2 separate regions of the Homo sapiens genome follow, and region 2 is linked to region 1. Evidence: read pairs that join two places in POLR2A ChIA-PET (ENCODE). Cell type or tissue: Caco-2. All regions are shown on one strand. Links, peaks and the distances in the headings refer to the core of each region. The heading gives the core; the rest is flanking DNA. Region 1 overlaps PALM (paralemmin). Region 2 overlaps PLPPR3 (phospholipid phosphatase related 3).

Region 1 (12,362 bases), core at 5,150-9,149:
TGTCGCCCAGGCTGGAGTGCAATGGCGTGATCTCAGCTCACTGCAAGCTCCACCTCCCGGGTTCAAGCGATTCTCCTGCCTCAGCCTCCTGAGTAGCTGGGACTACAGGAATCCGCCACCACGCCCAGCTAATTTTGTATTTTTAGTAGAGACGGGGTTTCTCCATGTTGGCCAGGCTGGTCTCGAACTCCTGACCTCAGGTGATCCGCCCGTCTTGGCCTCCTAAAGTGCTGGGATCACAGGCGTGAGCCACCAGGCCCAGCCGACAATGAGGAAAATTTATAAGCACAAAAACATTTATTAGGAACCAAGAAAGAGTGGAAAGGAATGAATTGGGATTTTTTTTTTTTTTTTCTGAGATGGAGCTGCCCAGGCTGGAGTGCAGTGGTACTGTCTCGGCTCACCGCAACCTCCGCCTCCCTAGTTCAAGCAATTCTCCTGCCTCAGCCTCCTGAGTAGCTGGGATTACAGGCATGCACCAACATGCTTGGCTAATTTTTTGTATTTTTAATAGAGCTGGGGTTTCACTATGTTGGCCAGGCTGGTCTCAAACTCCTGACCTCAAGTCATCTGCCCACCTCAGCCTCCCAAAGTGCTGGGATGACAGGCGTGAGCCACCGCACCTGGCCTGTAATTCCATATTCTTTAGCCAACTAGCTCCCACGTGATCACCCTGAAAAGTAGGGATTCATTTCCGCTGTAAAGATAGCAAAAATGAAAGTTCAAAGAAGGGACACAGCTGGGCCAAGGTCACAGAGCCAAACCCCTGCTCCTTCCCCGCATCGGGGCCTGTTTCTCTTCTACAAGACAGGACCACCCACCCTGGGGAACTGGAGGTTACAGGGATTCTTTCACTTTTTGAGATGGAGTTTCGCTCTTGTTGCCCAGGCTGGAGTGCAATGGCACGATCTCAGTTCACTGCAACCTCCACCTTCCAGGTTCAAGCAATTATCCTGCCTCAGTCTCTAGAGTAGCTGGGATTACAGGCACCTGCCACCACACCAGGCTGATTTTTGTACGTTTAGTAGAGATGGGGTTTCACCACGTTGGCCAGTCTGGTCTTGAACTCCAGACCTTAGGTGATCCACCCACTTTGGCCTCCCAAGGTGCTGGGATTACACACGTGAGCCACCGTGCCTGCTGCTTTTTTTTTTTGACTCCCTCTGTCGCCCAGGGTGGAGTGCAGTGGCGCAGTCTCAGCTCACTGCAACCTCCACTTCCTAGGTTCAAGCAATTCTCCTGCCTCAGCCTCCAGAGTAGCTGGGATTACAGGCACCCGCCACCATGCCCGGCTGATTTTTGTATTTTTAGTAGAGATGGGGTTTCACCACGTTGGCCAGGCTGGTCTTGAACTCCTGACCTCAGGTGAGCCACCCGCCTTGGCCTCCCAAAGTGCTGGGATTACAGGTGTGAGCCACCATGCCTGGCCATTACAGGGATTCTGATTTTTTCCATCTATGGGTGTATTTGATTGATCTTAAATTGAAATTTTCATTCATTCTAACTTGAGTTAAAGTTTCATTCATTTATTTTTGTTTTCTAGGAGCTTCCCTAAAGGCTATGCATTTTCCTCTGAGGTCTGCTTTGGCTGTGTCCTACGAGTTAGATGATGTTATTCACTTTCTATTTTTTTTTTTTTTTGAGATGGAGTCTCGCTCTGTCGCCCAGGCTGGAGTGCAGTGGTGCCATCTCGGCTCACTGCAAGCTCTGCTTCCCGGGTTCACGCCATTCTCCTGCCTCAGCCTCCTGACTAGCTGGGATTACAGGCGCCTGCCACCACACCTGGCTAATTTTTTGTATTTTTAGTAGAGATGGGGTTTCACCTTGTTAGCCAGGCTGGTCTCGATCTCCTGACCTCGTGATCCTCCTGCCTCAGCCTCCCAAAGTGCTGGGATTACAGGCGTGAGCCACCATGCCCGGCCAATGTTATTCATTTTCAAGTGTAAATAGTTTTTAATTCCTAGTTTGATTGATTGCCACAGGAAGCCACAATTTATTTAGAGGGTGTTTTTAAATTTCAGGGAGGAGAGGAACACAGAGCAGAAGATACAAACTCTGTTAACAGTCCTAAAACCTCCTTGGCAGCCTGGGCCACGGTGGTCACTTTCTGACAATGTTCTGTGTTTGAAAAGAATGTGTATTCTCCACTGGGTAGCATTTTATACATATAATCAATCTTGCTAAATGTGTTTCTCAAGTCTTTCCAAATTTCCTTATCTGTGTGTCTCTGACTTGACATTTCTTGAGGTGTGTTGGACTCTCCAAGGACCGGATTTCAGCACCCCACGGCTCCCTGCTATGATCTAACACCAGCCCTAGCTCACAGCCCTGCAAATTCCTTCTAGAAACACGGCTGCCTGGGCCACGCTGGGAGTTGGGAGGGACGCAAGGGGGGTCCCAGGGACTCGCCTCCTCTCGGCCAAGGGTCAGGGCTCCTGTTCCTGGCTACAGACCAGAAGGAAAGTGTTCTCCACTTTCAGTTTCTAAGCCCCCAGGGAGGGGAGTCCATGCTTCAAGGCATCTCAATGACTTTGGGCTGGAGGCCCAGAGGGTGGGGTGTGTCTGGATCAGGCGGAACTGAACTCAGTGTGTCCCACTGGCCGCTGCCCCAAGACAGGAATTGGAGCCCTCGGCTGCCATGGAAACGGATCACCTGCCCGTTGCTAAGCAACCAGTGTCCAGCCTGGCAGGTCTGGAATCCCCAGGGACCAGGTGAGGCTGAGGAGGGTGGAGTGATGGGGGTGAGGACCTCATCCGGAAGACGAGGCATGGGGACTTCCCAGGGCCACACAGCTGGGGAGAGCTAGAGCTGAGATGCCACCAACGCCACACCCCAAAGCCACTCCAGAGCTGGGCTGCGGGGACCCCTCTGACAGCATCTGGGGCACCGCAGAGGCCAAGCTGCCTCTGAGAACAGAAGGCTTTGGGAATCCAAACCACAGGGAGACCCCACGTCACGCCACCAGGACAGCCACGAGAATGGGCTACGAGCGCTGGTGAGGACGTGGAGAAACTGGGCCCTCATCCACGACCTGTGGGAACGGGACGGTGCAGCCTCCGTGGAAAACAGCAGGTCCTCACGGAGCTCCACACAGTCGCCTCAGGACCCAGCAGTTCACTCCTACGTGTACACCCAAAGGCCTCGAAAGCAGGGGCGTGAACAAATACTTGCACACAAATTCCCCAGCATGCTACTCACTGCAGCCAAAGGGTAGAAACAGCCCAACTGTCTACAGATGGAAGAAGGGATAAACCCACCATGGCCCACCCAACCCGTGGAATAGTATTCAGCCATGAAAAGGAGTCAGGCTCCGACCCAGGCCACAGTGCCGATGCACCTTGGGGACGTCACGCCCAGTGAGAGACGCCAGACACAGAAGGCCACGTGCAGTGTGTGACCCCATTTATTCTCTTTTCTTTCTTTTTTTTTTTTTTGAGACAGAGTTTCACTCTTGTCGCACAGGCTGGAGAGCAGTGGCGCGATCTCGGCTCACTGCAACCTCCGCCTCCTGGGTTCAAGTGATTCTCCTGCTTCAGCCTCCAAAGTATCTGGGATTACAGGCGTCCGCCACCACGTCCAGCTAATTTTTGTATTTTTAGCAGAGACGGGGGTTCTCCATGTTGGCCAGGCTGGTCTCGAACTCCTGACCTCAGGTGATCCACCCGCCTCGGCCTCCCAAAGTGCCGGGATTACAGGTGTGAGCCACCGCACCCGGCCGTGTGATCTCATTTCTATGAAATGTCCAGGACAGGCCAATCCAGAGAGACAGGAGGGGATGCGTGGGTGCCAGAGCTGGGGAGGGGATAGGGAGTGACGCTGACTGGGGAGGGGACAGGAAGTGACAGCTGATGGGGATGGGGCTTCTCTCCTCTTTCTTGTTTTTGAGACAGGGTCTTGGTCTGTGGCCCAGGCTGGAGTGCAGGGGTGCCATCATAGCTCATTGCAGCCTCAATGTCCCGGGCCCAGATGAGCCTCCCATTAAGGCGGAATTTTATGGTCTGCGAATTATATCTCATAAAAGAAAAAGAGGCCGGGTGCAGTGACTCATGCCTGTGGTCTCAGCATTTCGGGAGGCCGAGGCAGGAGGATCGCCTGAGCCCAGGAGCTGGAGGCTGCAGTGAGCTGTGATGGCATCGCTGCACTGCGGGCCGGGCGACAGAGTGAAACTCTTTCTTCAGAAAGTAAATAAATAAAAAGAAAAAGAAAGAGAGAGAGTGGGGCTTCAGTGTGGAGCTTCCCTCCTCCTCCTGGGGTCCCTGGCATCTCCCACAGCCTGTTTGCCTCTTGACCTCTAGGAGGAGCCCTTAAAACCAAATTAGACCTCAGCACCGTCAGGACCCAACGCACCCAAGGCTTCCCAAAGCCCTCAGGACACGGCCCCGCCTGTCCCCCTGCCTCCAGGCAAAGCACCCTTCTCCTCCCTGCGTGAGCCCAGCTCCTCAACTCCCTGACCAACCTGGTTCCCCCTCACCCCTGCAGCCCGTCTCCCCTCACCCCTGCAGCCCGTCTCCCCTCACCCCGTCTCCCCTCACCCCTGCAGCCCAGCTCCCCTCACCCCTGCAGCCCGTCTCCCCTCACCCCTGCAGCCCGTCTCCCCTCACCCCTGCAGCCCGTCTCCCCTCACCCCTGCAGCCCGTCTCCCCTCACTCCTGCAGCCCAACTCCCCTCAGCCCTCCAGCCCAGCTGACTCCATCCTACCTCAGGGCCTTTGCAGGGGCTGCGGCTCTGCCAGGTGTGGTTCCCATGCACTGCGTGTCTCTGATGAGCCCCTGCTTGCCTCCTCTGGGAAGCCTCCCCCGGCCCCATCCTCACCCTGTGAGACTTCTCACAGCCCCCTGGATGTGCATTTTCTGTGGCTTCTGTCACGCTAGCAATTCTTTATTATTATTTTTTATTCTTAAGAGACAGGGTCTCACTCTGTTGCCCAGGTTGGAGTGCAGTGGTGCGATCACGGCTCACTACAGCCTCAACCTCCTGGGCCCAAGTGATCCTCCCATCTCAGCCTCCCAAGTAGCTGGGACCACAGGCACGCACCACCATGCCAGGGTAATTTTTTTTTTTTTTTTTTTTTGGTAGAGACGGAGCCTTGCTATGCTGCCCAGGCTGGTCTCAAACTTCTGGGCTCAAGCGATCCTCCTCCCTCGGCCTCCCAAAGTGCTGGGACTAAAGGCGTGAGCCCTTGGGCTAGCAGTAATTATTTAAACGAATTATTTAGGAGCTCCAGATGGAAGGGCCCGGTTTGCCACCCGGCAAGGACAGAAGCTGAATCTACCTCCGGATTTCCCTCCAGAGCCCAGCTGGGTACCTGGTGCCCGGCTCAGCTTTCAGGCAGCTTTCTGGAGTGGATGAATGATTGGGCAGTGAGCCCAGGGCTGAACGACCTCTGAGCCCAGCTGTGGGCCACAGGGGGTGAGGCCCTGGCCTGAACAGCGTCATCTGCTTCACATCGAATCGGGGTCCTGATTCCGGGGCAGACGCCAGACCCACACGCTGGGAGCACACGTGTTCGGGGCTCTGGCCCAGGTGGAGGGAGGGCAGGGGCCGGGGTGCTCGTACCTTTGGTCTCGTCCTCGTAGACTTTGATGCCCAGAGGGAGCGGCTGCCGAGGGAGCAGCGTGGTGCTGGACAGCACCCTGGTCTCCCCTGTCACCTTGTCCTTCTCCACAGTGATCTCAACCGAGTACATGGCTGGCACGAGAGTCACGGGGTTACACCACGGCCTGCCCGCCCCCGCACCCCCCCGCCGGGCTGCGGCCAAGCCAGGGAGGGGGGAGCCAGCAGCGCAGAGCCAAGCAGCGATGGGGCAGGCGGAGCCGGGGATGCCTGGGCACCTTCTCGACGCGGCCCTCCCCAACTCTACATCCCTCCATAGCTCCCCAGTGCCTGGAGACGACCAGTCTGAACACCTCTCCTTGGCATTTGAGGCCCATCCTGCTGTCCGCCCAGATGGTCCTCGTCCCTGTACTCTGCACTGTGTCCTCTGTTTCGCCACCAAACTATTGTCTGTCAAGCTCAGGTTCCAGCCCAGCCCATCTGGAAAGCCTTCATTGTTCCCGGATCTTTTTAATTTTTTTGAGATGGAGCCGCCTTGCTCTGTCGCCCCGGCTGGAGCACAGTGGTGTGATCTGGACTCACCTCCCGGTTCTAGCGATTCTCCTGCCTCAGCCTTCCACGTAGCTGGGACTACAGGCGCCCGCCACCACGCCCAGCTAATTTTTGTATTTTTAGTAGAGACGGGGTTTCTCTATGTTGGTCAGGCTGGTCTCAAACTCCTGACCTCAGGTGATCCACCTGCCTTGGCCTCCCAAAGTGCTGGGATTACAGGCGTGAGCCACCGCGCCCAGCCTATTATTTAAATAGATACAGGGTCTCCCTCTGTTGGCCAGGCTGGAGTGGAGCGGCACGATCACAGCTCACTGCAGTCATGACCTTCCTGGCTCACCCCATTCTCCCACCTCAGCCTCCCAAGTAGCTGGGACCACAGGTGTGCGCCACCACACCCGGCTAATTTATTTATCTTTTTTGGAAATGGGGGTCTCACTATGTTGCCCAGGCTGGTCTCAAACTCCTGGGCTCAAGCAATCCTCCCACCTCAGCCTCCCAAAGCCCTGGGATTATAAACGTGAGCCCTCGAGCCCCACCATTCCTGGTTTCTCAGAGGAGCAGGTGAATCCCAGAGAGATCCTGCCTTGCCCGGGGTCACGGCGGAGACTGGGGCTCAGTCTGCAGACCCACAGCCCCCGCCCCGACCATCCAAGCTCCCAGGACTTGACGCCTCCTTCCAGCCAACGGTTGGACACGCCGTCATCTATTTAGACTCAGAATGAAGGAACCCTCCTGAGATAGTCGAACTTGCTACTCATCAGGGCCCTAACTCCACAGCCAGCACCTCGCCCCACTCTGTAAAAATCATTCCTGCAGAAACCACACAGAGCCTGCATCCTAACAGCGACTGGTGGCTGCCCGCCACCCCCAGGCCTGCTTGAAGATGACGAGCACTGGGGATCACCAGGCACCTCCCTGAGACCCCGCCCCGCAGCGGGAGCTGAACAGGGCTGCCAGGACTGGCCTGACCCATGACACTGCACCCCAGGTGCGGCCCAGCCTCAGGGCCTTTGCACAGGCTGTTCCCAATGCCTGGCACACCCCCCAGATAGCTGCATGTCCTCACCACTTCTGAGGGGCCATCGGTCCCCATCGTGGGCAGCCCTGCCATCGCCTGGCCCCTCGGCCCCCATAGCCACCTCGTTTCCCTCCTCCCACCCAACCTCGACGCTTAGGCCCGGCTGCGGCCCTGGACTCTGCTCTGCGCCGGGGACCTCGCCCAGGCACTCGGCTCTAATCTCCCGCACACCCATCCCCACCTGGACCTTGACCTGGACTCAGCCCCTATCCACAGGGGCCCCACTCTCACACGTCCATAACACTACTCCCAATCTGCCCCCTACACCTGCCCCCACCCTGGCTCTTCCCACCCGTTGGGGGCAGCTCAGTCCTCCCTCTTTTTTTTTTTGAGACAAAGTTTTGCTCTTGTTGCCCAGGCTGGAGTGCAGTGGCGTGATCTCAGATCACTGCAATCTCTGCCTCCCAGGTTCAACCGATTCTCCTGCCTAAGGCTCCCGAGCAGCTGGGATTACAGGCACCTGCCACCATGCCCAGCTAATTTTTTGTATTTTTACTAGAGACAGGGTTTCACCGTGTTAGCCAAGATGGTCTCGATCTCCTGACCTCATGATCTGCCCCCCTCGGCCTCCCAAAGTGCTGGGATTACAGGGGTGAGCCACCACGCCTGGCTAATTTTTCTATTTTTTAGTAGAGACGGGGTTTCACCATGTTGCTCAGGCTGGTCTTGAACTCCTGACCTCAAATGATCTGCCCGCCTTGGCCTCCAAAGGTGCTGGGATTACAGGCGTGAGCCACCGTGCCTGGCCAGTCCTCCCTGACACCTCGTTTCTCCTCAAACCCTGGGGGCTCCACCTTCAGAACATAAGGAACCGCCCACTGCTCGCCCCTCCACGGCCCATCCCAGCCTCCTCCCCCAGCAGCCCTGTCCCCTCCACCTGGCACCGTCCACGGTCTGTTCTCCCTGCAGTCACCAGAGGGCGTGGGTGAGCACGGAGTCGGGGCAGTCCCGGCTTTGCCTGCAGCCCCCCATGGTTCCTGCCTCCCTCCCGGGAAAAGCCCACGTCCCCTCCCGCCCCTGCCACAGGGCCCTCAACAATCTCTCCATCATCTCTCCTCCGCCCTCTCCCCCTCCTCACGCTGCTCCAGCCACACGGATCTCCTGGCCGTTCCTCCAACACCCCAGGCGCAGTCCTGCCCCGGGGCCTTTGCACTGGCCGTGCCCTCTGCCTGGAACACCTTTCCCCAGATAGCTGCGTGCCTTGGACACCTTCCTCCAGATAGCTGCGTGCCTTGCTCCCTCAGCACCTCTGGGTCTTTGCTCAGACGTCACCTCTTACGTTGAACGCTCCCCTCCCCTGAGCCCTCTGGTTCAAATTCTCCTTCCTCCAGCTCAACGTCCTTGGCCTCACTTTTCTACCGTAGTAGAGGTTGTGGCCCTCATTAGAATACCCTCTCCCCCAATGCCTGGCATGCAGCAGGCGCTTGAAAGGCATTCTGGGTGAAGGGACGACTGTTTTTCAACTCTATAGCTCTGCACAGCCTCAGCCCTCCACCCCAGACAGCTAGTCCAGAGCTGCCCACACTGTTGAGCAGGTTGTGCACTGCACAAAGTCAGTGGCCACGGGGATCAGCGGGGGACCTGGGCCTCGGTGTCTGCCAGGGCTGGTCTCACTGGCACAGAGGCCCACAGGCACCACCTGCTCTGACAAATGCCTCTGTCTGCTGCATCCTGGGGCAACCCCCACCCTGGACCGTGCTGGAGACCTGGGCCTCCGGGTGGCTCTCCTTCCTTCCAGCCCTGTCCCGTCCTGGGCAGCCACCCCAGAGTCCTTCTTCACCTCCCTGCCTTGCTGCCTTTTCTGAGACGGAGTCTTGCTCTTGTCGCCCAGGCTGGAGTGCAGTGGCACGACCTTGGCTCACTACAAACTCCGCCTCCCAGGTTCAAGCGATTCTCCTGCCTCAGCGTCCCGAGTAGCTGGGATTACAGGCGTGCACCACCATGCCCGGCTAATTTTTGTATTTTAGTAGAGATGGGGTTTCGCCATGTTGGCCAGGCTGGTTTCGAACTCCTGACCTCAGGCGATCTGCCCGCCTCGGCCTCCCAAAGTGCTGGGGTGGGTTACAGGTGTGAGCCACCACGCCCGGCCCTCTGCCTTCTTTCTGTGCTGTTCCAGCTCACTCACATAGCAGTGGTTTTGCCCACTGCGACGATTTCTCATTATTGGGCTCCTGTCCTGTGCCGGGCCCCAGGATGGCGTACTGAGGTCCCACCCCTCTGGCAGGCGGAGAAATTCAAGGCGGCAGACCAGGGGTTCGAGCCTGACTTGAGCACCGTGTGGCACTCAGCGTCAACCCCCACCTTCCCCTGCTTCTCGGAAGCGCAGCGGTGCTGGGGACCTGGCTTGGTTGCCTCCAGGGACGGGGCACCCACTTTCTCCCGGGGCAGCCAGTCCTACTGCCCGAGGACTGGAGCAGGTAAGATTTGCAGCGAGCATGTTCAGGCGTGAGCGCCACCCCCAGCGGGCCCCAGGAGGGAGCCGTGAGATTAGGGTGGAATGAAAGCCGTGAGGTCGCGTCGGTTAGAGCCGCCATGCGTGGGGCCCGTCTTCTCGGGGAAGCGTGGGCCGGCGTGGGACCAGGGCAACAAAGCAGAGGGGGCCCCCACCCCAGGCTCGGAGCCTCGGCCTCGGTCCAGCTGCCACCCCCATAACCACGGCCCCGTCAGACGCTGCGGAGAGCAGGTCGGTGTCGCCCCCGCCCCACCCGGCCCCCCGGACCGAGACTTGGTCCCTGACAGCGGCTGGATCTGGGGCCCAGAGCCTGGGGGCCAACCCACCTGCCTTCATCATGGGGGAGCCGTCAACCGTCCTCAGGGGCGTGTTGGAGACTCGCTTGTCTGCACGGGAGGTGGAAGCGGAGAGAGAGATGAGGGTCAGAGGAGAGGTCACATGGACCCCCCAGACAGCCCAACGCCCCTTCACAGAAGTGCATCCGGACTCCCACATGCACCTGGGCCTTTGACACCCAGACCCCACCCAGACACAGGAACCTGGGCCCCCAGACACCCAGACAGGCACCTGGGCCCTCAGACACACAGATCCCACCCAGACACCCGGACACAGGCACCTGGGCCCCCAGACACCCAGACAGGCACCTGGGCCCTCAGACACACGGATCCCACCCAGACACCCAGACACAGGAACCTGGGCCCCCAGACACCCAGACAGGCACCTGGGCCCTCAGACACACGGATCCCACCCAGACACCCGGACACAGGCACCTGGGCCCCCAGACACCCAGACAGGCACCTGGGCCCTCAGACACACGGATCCCACCCAGACACCCAGACACAGGAACCTGGGCCCCCAGACACCCAGACAGGCACCTGGGCCCTCAGACACACAGATCCCACCCAGACACCCGGACACAGGCACCTGGGCCCCCAGACATCCAGACAGGCACCTGGGCCCTCAGACACACGGATCCCATCCAGACACCCGGACACAGGAACCTGGGCCCCCAGACATCCAGACAGGCACCTGGGCCCTCAGACACACAGATCCCACCCAGACACCCGGACACAGGCACCTGTGGGCCCCCAGACATCCAGACAAGCACCTGGGCCCCCAGACACACAGACCCCACCGAGACACCCAAACACAGGCACCTGGGCCCCCAGACACACAGACCCCACCCAGACACCAGGACACAGGCACCTGGGCCCCCAGACACACAGACCCCACCCAGACACCAGGACACAGGCACCTGGGCCCCCAGACACAGGCCCCGCACAGACACAGGCACCTGGACCCCCACCGCAACCCCTAGAAAATCCCACAGGCAGCCTCACAGTTCATTCCTCATCCTCAGCCCAGTGATTTTCACAAAATCCCTGAGAGGCCTGTCTGGATTTTTTTAATGATTAATTTTTAATTCTACAGTAAGACAAGAAGACACTCTCCTTATGAATAATTAACACACAACAAACCAGGCCAGAAGCACTTCAGACGCCAGCGTCAATCCCGGCTGGTGGCTGTCCCGCTATCGATACAGAAGCGGACACGTTCCGTGAAATGCAGTTTACAGACAGGGTCTCGCTCTGTCGCCCAGGCTGGGGTGCAGTGGTGCGATCACAGCTCAACCTCCTGGGCTCAAGTGATCCTCCCACCTCAGCCTCCCGAGCAGCTGGGACTACAGGCGTGCAGCACACACGGCTAATTTTTGTATTTTTAGTAGAGACGGGGTTTCACTATGTTGGCCAGGCTGGTCTTGAACTCCTGACCTCAAGGGATCCACCTGTCTCAGCCTCCCAGAGCGCTGGGGTTACAGGTCTGAGCCACTGGGCCTGGCCGGCGGCTAATTTTTTTATGTTTGGCAGAGACAGGGTCTCCCTGTGTTGCCCAGCATGCTCTTGAACTCCTGGGCTCAAGCGATCGATCCTCCTGCCTCAGCCTCCCAAAGTGCTGGGATTACAGGCATGAGCCACCACACCCGGCTAATTGTCTTTGCATTTTTTCAGTAGACACTGAGTTTCGCCATGTTGGTCAGGCTGGTCTCGAACTCCTGACCTCAGGAGATCTACCCGCCTCGGCCTCCCAAAGTGCTGGGATCACAGGCGTGAGGCACCGAGCAACTTTGTAGCTTCACTCCCCGCCCTGCCATCCCCTCTCTGGCCACCAGAGTGCGCCGAGGCCCCACGAGTTCCTTCCAGAGGTCCTACCTTTGGGCGTGCCCACCGGCGTCTGCAAGAAAGAAGAGAGAAGGGTCAGGGGCGTCAGCATCCCCGGGAAGAGGAAGGGGAGCCATGGGGTCAGGAGCCTGGGGAGGGCATGGCACAGTGGGTGACGTCATACGCACCCGCTTCTCATCCTATCCTCTTGGGACTCTGGCCAGAAACACAGAGGTCATCTTTCTTTTTTCTTTTTATTGAGATGGAGTTTCGCTCTTGTCGCCCAGGCCGGAGTGCAATGGGGCAATCTTGGCTCACTGCAACTTCCGCCTCCTGGGTTCAAGCGATTCTCGTGCCTCAGCCTCCCCAGTAGCTGGGGTTACAGGCCTGCGTCATCGCACCTGGCTAATTTTGTATTTTTAGTAGAGACGGGGTTTCTCCATGTTGGCCAGGCTGGTTTCGATCCCCTGACCTCAGGTGATCCACCCACCTCGGCCTCCCAAAGTGCCGGGATTACAGGCTGAGCCACCACGTCCGCTCCATCTCATTTCTTCCCTCCCTCCCCAC
Region 2 (4,000 bases), core at 1-4,000, 78 kb before region 1:
GGTCAGGAGTTTGAGACCAGTCTGGCCAATGTGGTGAAACCACACCTCTACTAAAAATACAAAAATTAGCCCAGCGTGGTGGTGTGTGCCTGTAGTCTCAGCTACTCCGGAGGCTGAGGTGGGAGAATCGCTTGAGGACGGGAGGTGGAGGTTGCAGTGAGCTGAGACTGTTCCACTGCACGCCAGCTTGGGCAAGAGAGCAAGACTCCATCTCAAAAAATAATAATAATAAATAAAATAATAATAATAAGGCCGAGCGCAGTGGCTCACACCTGTAATTCCAGTGCTTTGGGAGGCTGAGGCAGGAAGATCACTTGAGGCCTGGAGTTCAAGGCTAGCCTGAGCCCCAGCTAATTTTTAAAAATCATTTTTAGTAGGCTGTGCGTGGTGGCTCACGCCTGTCATCCCAGCACTTTGGAAGGCCTAGGTGGGCGGATCATGAGGTCAGGAGATCGAGACCATCCTGGCTAACACGGTGAAACCCCGTCTCTACTAAAAATACAAAAAATTAGCCGGGCGCGGTGGCGGGCGCCTGTAGTCCCAGCTACTCGGGAGGCTGAGGCAGGAGAATGGCGTGAACCCGGGATGTGGAGCTTGCAGTGAGCCGAGATCGCGCCACTGCACTCCAGCCTGGGCGACAGAGCGAGACTCCAAAAAAAAGTATGTATTTAGTAGAGACAGGGTCTTACTGTGTTGCTCAGGCTAGCGTTGAACTCCAGGCCTCAAGTGATCTTCCTGCCTCAGCCTCCCAAAGCACTGGAATTACAGGTGTGAGCCACTGCGGTCGGCCTTATTATTATTATTTTATTTATTATTATTATTTTTTGAGATGGAGTCCTGCTGTCTTGCCCAAGCTGGAGTGCAGTGGAACAATGTCAGCTCACTGCAACCTCCACCTCCCGTCCTCAAACGATTCTCCCACCTTAGCCTCCGGAGTAGCTGAGACTACAGGCACGCACCACCACGCTGGGTTAATTTTTGTATTTTTAGTAGAGATGGGGTTTCACCATGTTGGCCAGGCTGGTCTCAAACTCCTGACCTCAGGTGATCTGCCCGTCCCGGCCTCCCAAAGTGCTGGGATGACAGGCGTGAGCCACCGCACCCGGCCCATGGTTAGATATTTTTAAGGCCGCGCCCAGGCCCCACCTCAGACCCTCCCCGGGCTTGATGCTGTCTGCCCGCCCCAGCAAAATCATGCTGATAATGAAAGTGGAGAGAACAAGTAGATAGTTGCCAGGGGCCACCTCCCACATTGACTCATCTCCACCTGAGCCCTTGGAGGCGGCTACTTTATCATTCCCATTTTGCAGCTGGTGAGACTGAGGCACAGGGGGTCTGCTGGCCGCCCACAGGTTAAAGTGGGTGGTTTTCAAACCGGGTGTCAGGTGCAAACAAACGCTGCTACCCACTTTCCGCGTCTGCCCCGGGCCTCGTGCCTGCATGCAACAGGCACTCAATGAATGCTCACTGGACATGAACTCAGCTCCCTCGATCCAATTCTGCCCTGGGATGTTCAGTGATGGCTTTTCCCTTCCTGGAGCCCCCAGCCCTGACCTGTGCCCTCCCCAGGACTGGACTGAGGGCTGAACCCCTGCTAAGATGCCATAACAAGGCAGAAATTACGACTGGGGCCATGCCTGAGCAAGGTCACTCATGCCTGTAATCCCAGCACTTCAGGAGGCCGAGGCAGGTGGATTACTTGAGGTCAGAAGTTCGAGGGCAGCCTGGGGAACATGGTGAAACCCCGCCTCTACTAAAAATACAAAAAATTAGCCAGGTGTGGTAGTGCACGCTTGTAATTCCAGCTACTTGGAGGGCTGAGGTGGGAGGATCTCTTGAACCTGGAGGCGGAGTTTGCAGTGAGCCGAGATTGCACCACTGCACTCCAGGCTGCGTGACAGAGTGGGGGAAAAAAAAAGGCTTGAGGCCATGGCTGGGTGCGGTGCCTCACGCCTCTAATCCCAGCACTTTGGGAGGCCAAGGCGGGTGTATCACTTGAGCCTAGGAGTTCGAGACCAGCCTGGGCAACATGACGATACCCTGTCTCTACTAAAAATACAAAAACCCAGGAGGCAGAGGTTGCAGTGAGTTGAGATGGCACCACTGCACTGCAGCCTGGGCAACAGAGCAAGACTGTTGTGGATGGACAGATGGGTAGATGGATGAGTAGGTGGATAGATGGGTAGGTTGGTAGATGGGTGGGTGGGAGGGTGGATAGATGGATGGATGGATGGGTGATCAATGGATGGATGGGTGGATGGATAGGTGGATGGGTGGGTGGGTGGATGGGTGGATGGATGGACAGTTGGGTGGGTGGATAGATGGATGGCTGCATGGGTGGATGATGGATGGATGAATGGATAGATGAATGAATGGCTAGGTGATGGATGGATGGATGGATGGGTACTGTTGGGTGCATGGGTGGAGAATGGGTGGATGGATGATGGGTGGGTGGATGGATGGATGAATGAATGGCTGGGTAATGAATGGACGGATGGATGGACGGTTGGGTGGGTGGATAGATGGATGGTACCATTGGGTGCATGAGTGGATGATGGATGGATGGATAGATGAATGAATGGCTGGATGATGAATGGGTGGATGATGGATGGATGGATAGATGAATGAATGGCTGGGTGATGAATGGATGGATGGATGGATGGGTACCACTGGGGGCATGGGTGGAGGATGGGTGGATGGATGGATGGGTGAATGAATGGCTGGGTAATGAATGGATGGATGGACGGTTGGATGGATGGGTAGGTGGGTAGATGGGTGGGTGGGTGCATGGGTGGAGAATGGGTGGATGGATGATGGGTGGGTGGATGGATGGATGAATGGCTGGGTAATGAATGGACGGATGGATGGGTGGGTGGGTGGATGGATGGACAGTTGGGTGGGTGGATAGATGGATGGCTGCATGGGTGGATGATGGATGGATGGATGGACAGATGAATGAATGGCTAGGTGATGGATGGATGGATGGATGGGTACCGTTGGGTGCATGGGTGGAGAATGGGTGGATAGATGATGGGTGGGTGGGTGGATGGATGAATGGATGGATGGTTCCCAGTGGATGGATGGGTGGGTGATGGGTCGGTGAGTGGGTGGATGTTGGGGGCATAGGTGTTTGGGTGGATGGAGGATGAGTGAGTGGGTGTGTGATGTGTAGATGGTCGAGTTACAGATGGAGCATCTGTGGATGGATGAATAACTCATGGGGGAAAGAGTGGCTGGGAGCGGGTTGGATCTGTGGATAGGTGAGTGAGACGGTGGATGGCCCTGAATTCATGGAGGGCTGGACAGACGCCTCCGCGAGGGAGAGCAGGGTGAACCTGGCCCACCTTGTCCCCACAGCTGCCCATAGTGGCTTCTTCCATCGTATCCTTGTACTTCCTGGAGCTGACCGACCTCTTCAAGCCGGCCAAGGTGGGCTTCCAGTGCTATGACCGCACTCTCTCCATGCCCTACGTGGAGACCAACGAGGAGCTCATCCCGCTGCTGATGCTGCTCAGCTTGGCCTTCGCGGCCCCTGCCGCCTCGGTGAGCACCTGCACCGGGGCCTGTGCCAGCCTGTGGGCACCACGGCTGGGAGCCCACCCCCGCCACCTCGGTGAACATCCACACTGGGGCCTGTCGGTGAACATCCACACCGGGGCCTGTGCCAGCCTGTGGGCACCGCAGCCACTGCCACCTCGGTGAACATCCACACCGGGGCCTGTGCCAGCCTGTGGGCACCACGGCTGGGAGCCCACCCCCGCCACCTCGGTGAACATCCACACCGGGGCCTGTGCCAGCCTGTGGGCACTGCAGATGGGAGCCCGCCTGAGCGCCCCCTCCCTGTGGGCACCGAGGCCTGAGCGCCCCCTCCCTGTTGGCAGATCATGGTGGCCGAGGGCATGTTGTACTGTCTGCAGTCCCGGCTGTGGGGCCGTGCCGGGGGGCCCGCCGGGGCGGAGGGCAGCATCAACGCCGGCGGCTGCAACTTCAACTCCTTCCT

The links. Peaks named below come from ENCODE experiments on the same cell type or tissue, not always from the same donor. Only the 100,000 strongest peaks of a DNase experiment are listed, where the experiment ranks them.
Region 2: POLR2A ChIA-PET joins it to region 1 with 7 read pairs; 4 of 35 experiments call an interaction of 5 or more read pairs at or near these places.

What each region holds. Positions count from the first base shown.
Region 1 is chr19:733,679-746,040 of GRCh38, reverse strand. PALM (paralemmin) reads right to left here. Exons shown (of 9, transcript NM_002579.3): 6 at 11,847-11,868; 7 at 9,963-10,022; 8 at 5,558-5,689. Among named protein-coding and RNA genes, the nearest start is that of MISP, 11 kb to the left of the region's middle. RefSeq lists a silencer at 7,969-8,018 and an enhancer at 11,687-11,736. In Caco-2, for the core only: a CTCF peak has its summit at 8,123 (motif pointing right); DNase peaks (open chromatin) are centred at 7,020, 7,380 and 8,061.
Region 2 is chr19:815,209-819,208 of GRCh38, reverse strand. PLPPR3 (phospholipid phosphatase related 3) reads left to right here. Exons shown (of 8, transcript NM_001270366.2): 3 at 3,358-3,543; 4 at 3,882-4,000. Among named protein-coding and RNA genes, the nearest start is that of MIR3187, 3.6 kb to the right of the region's middle. In Caco-2, for the core only: no CTCF peak of the experiment used is centred there; no DNase peak of the experiment used is centred there.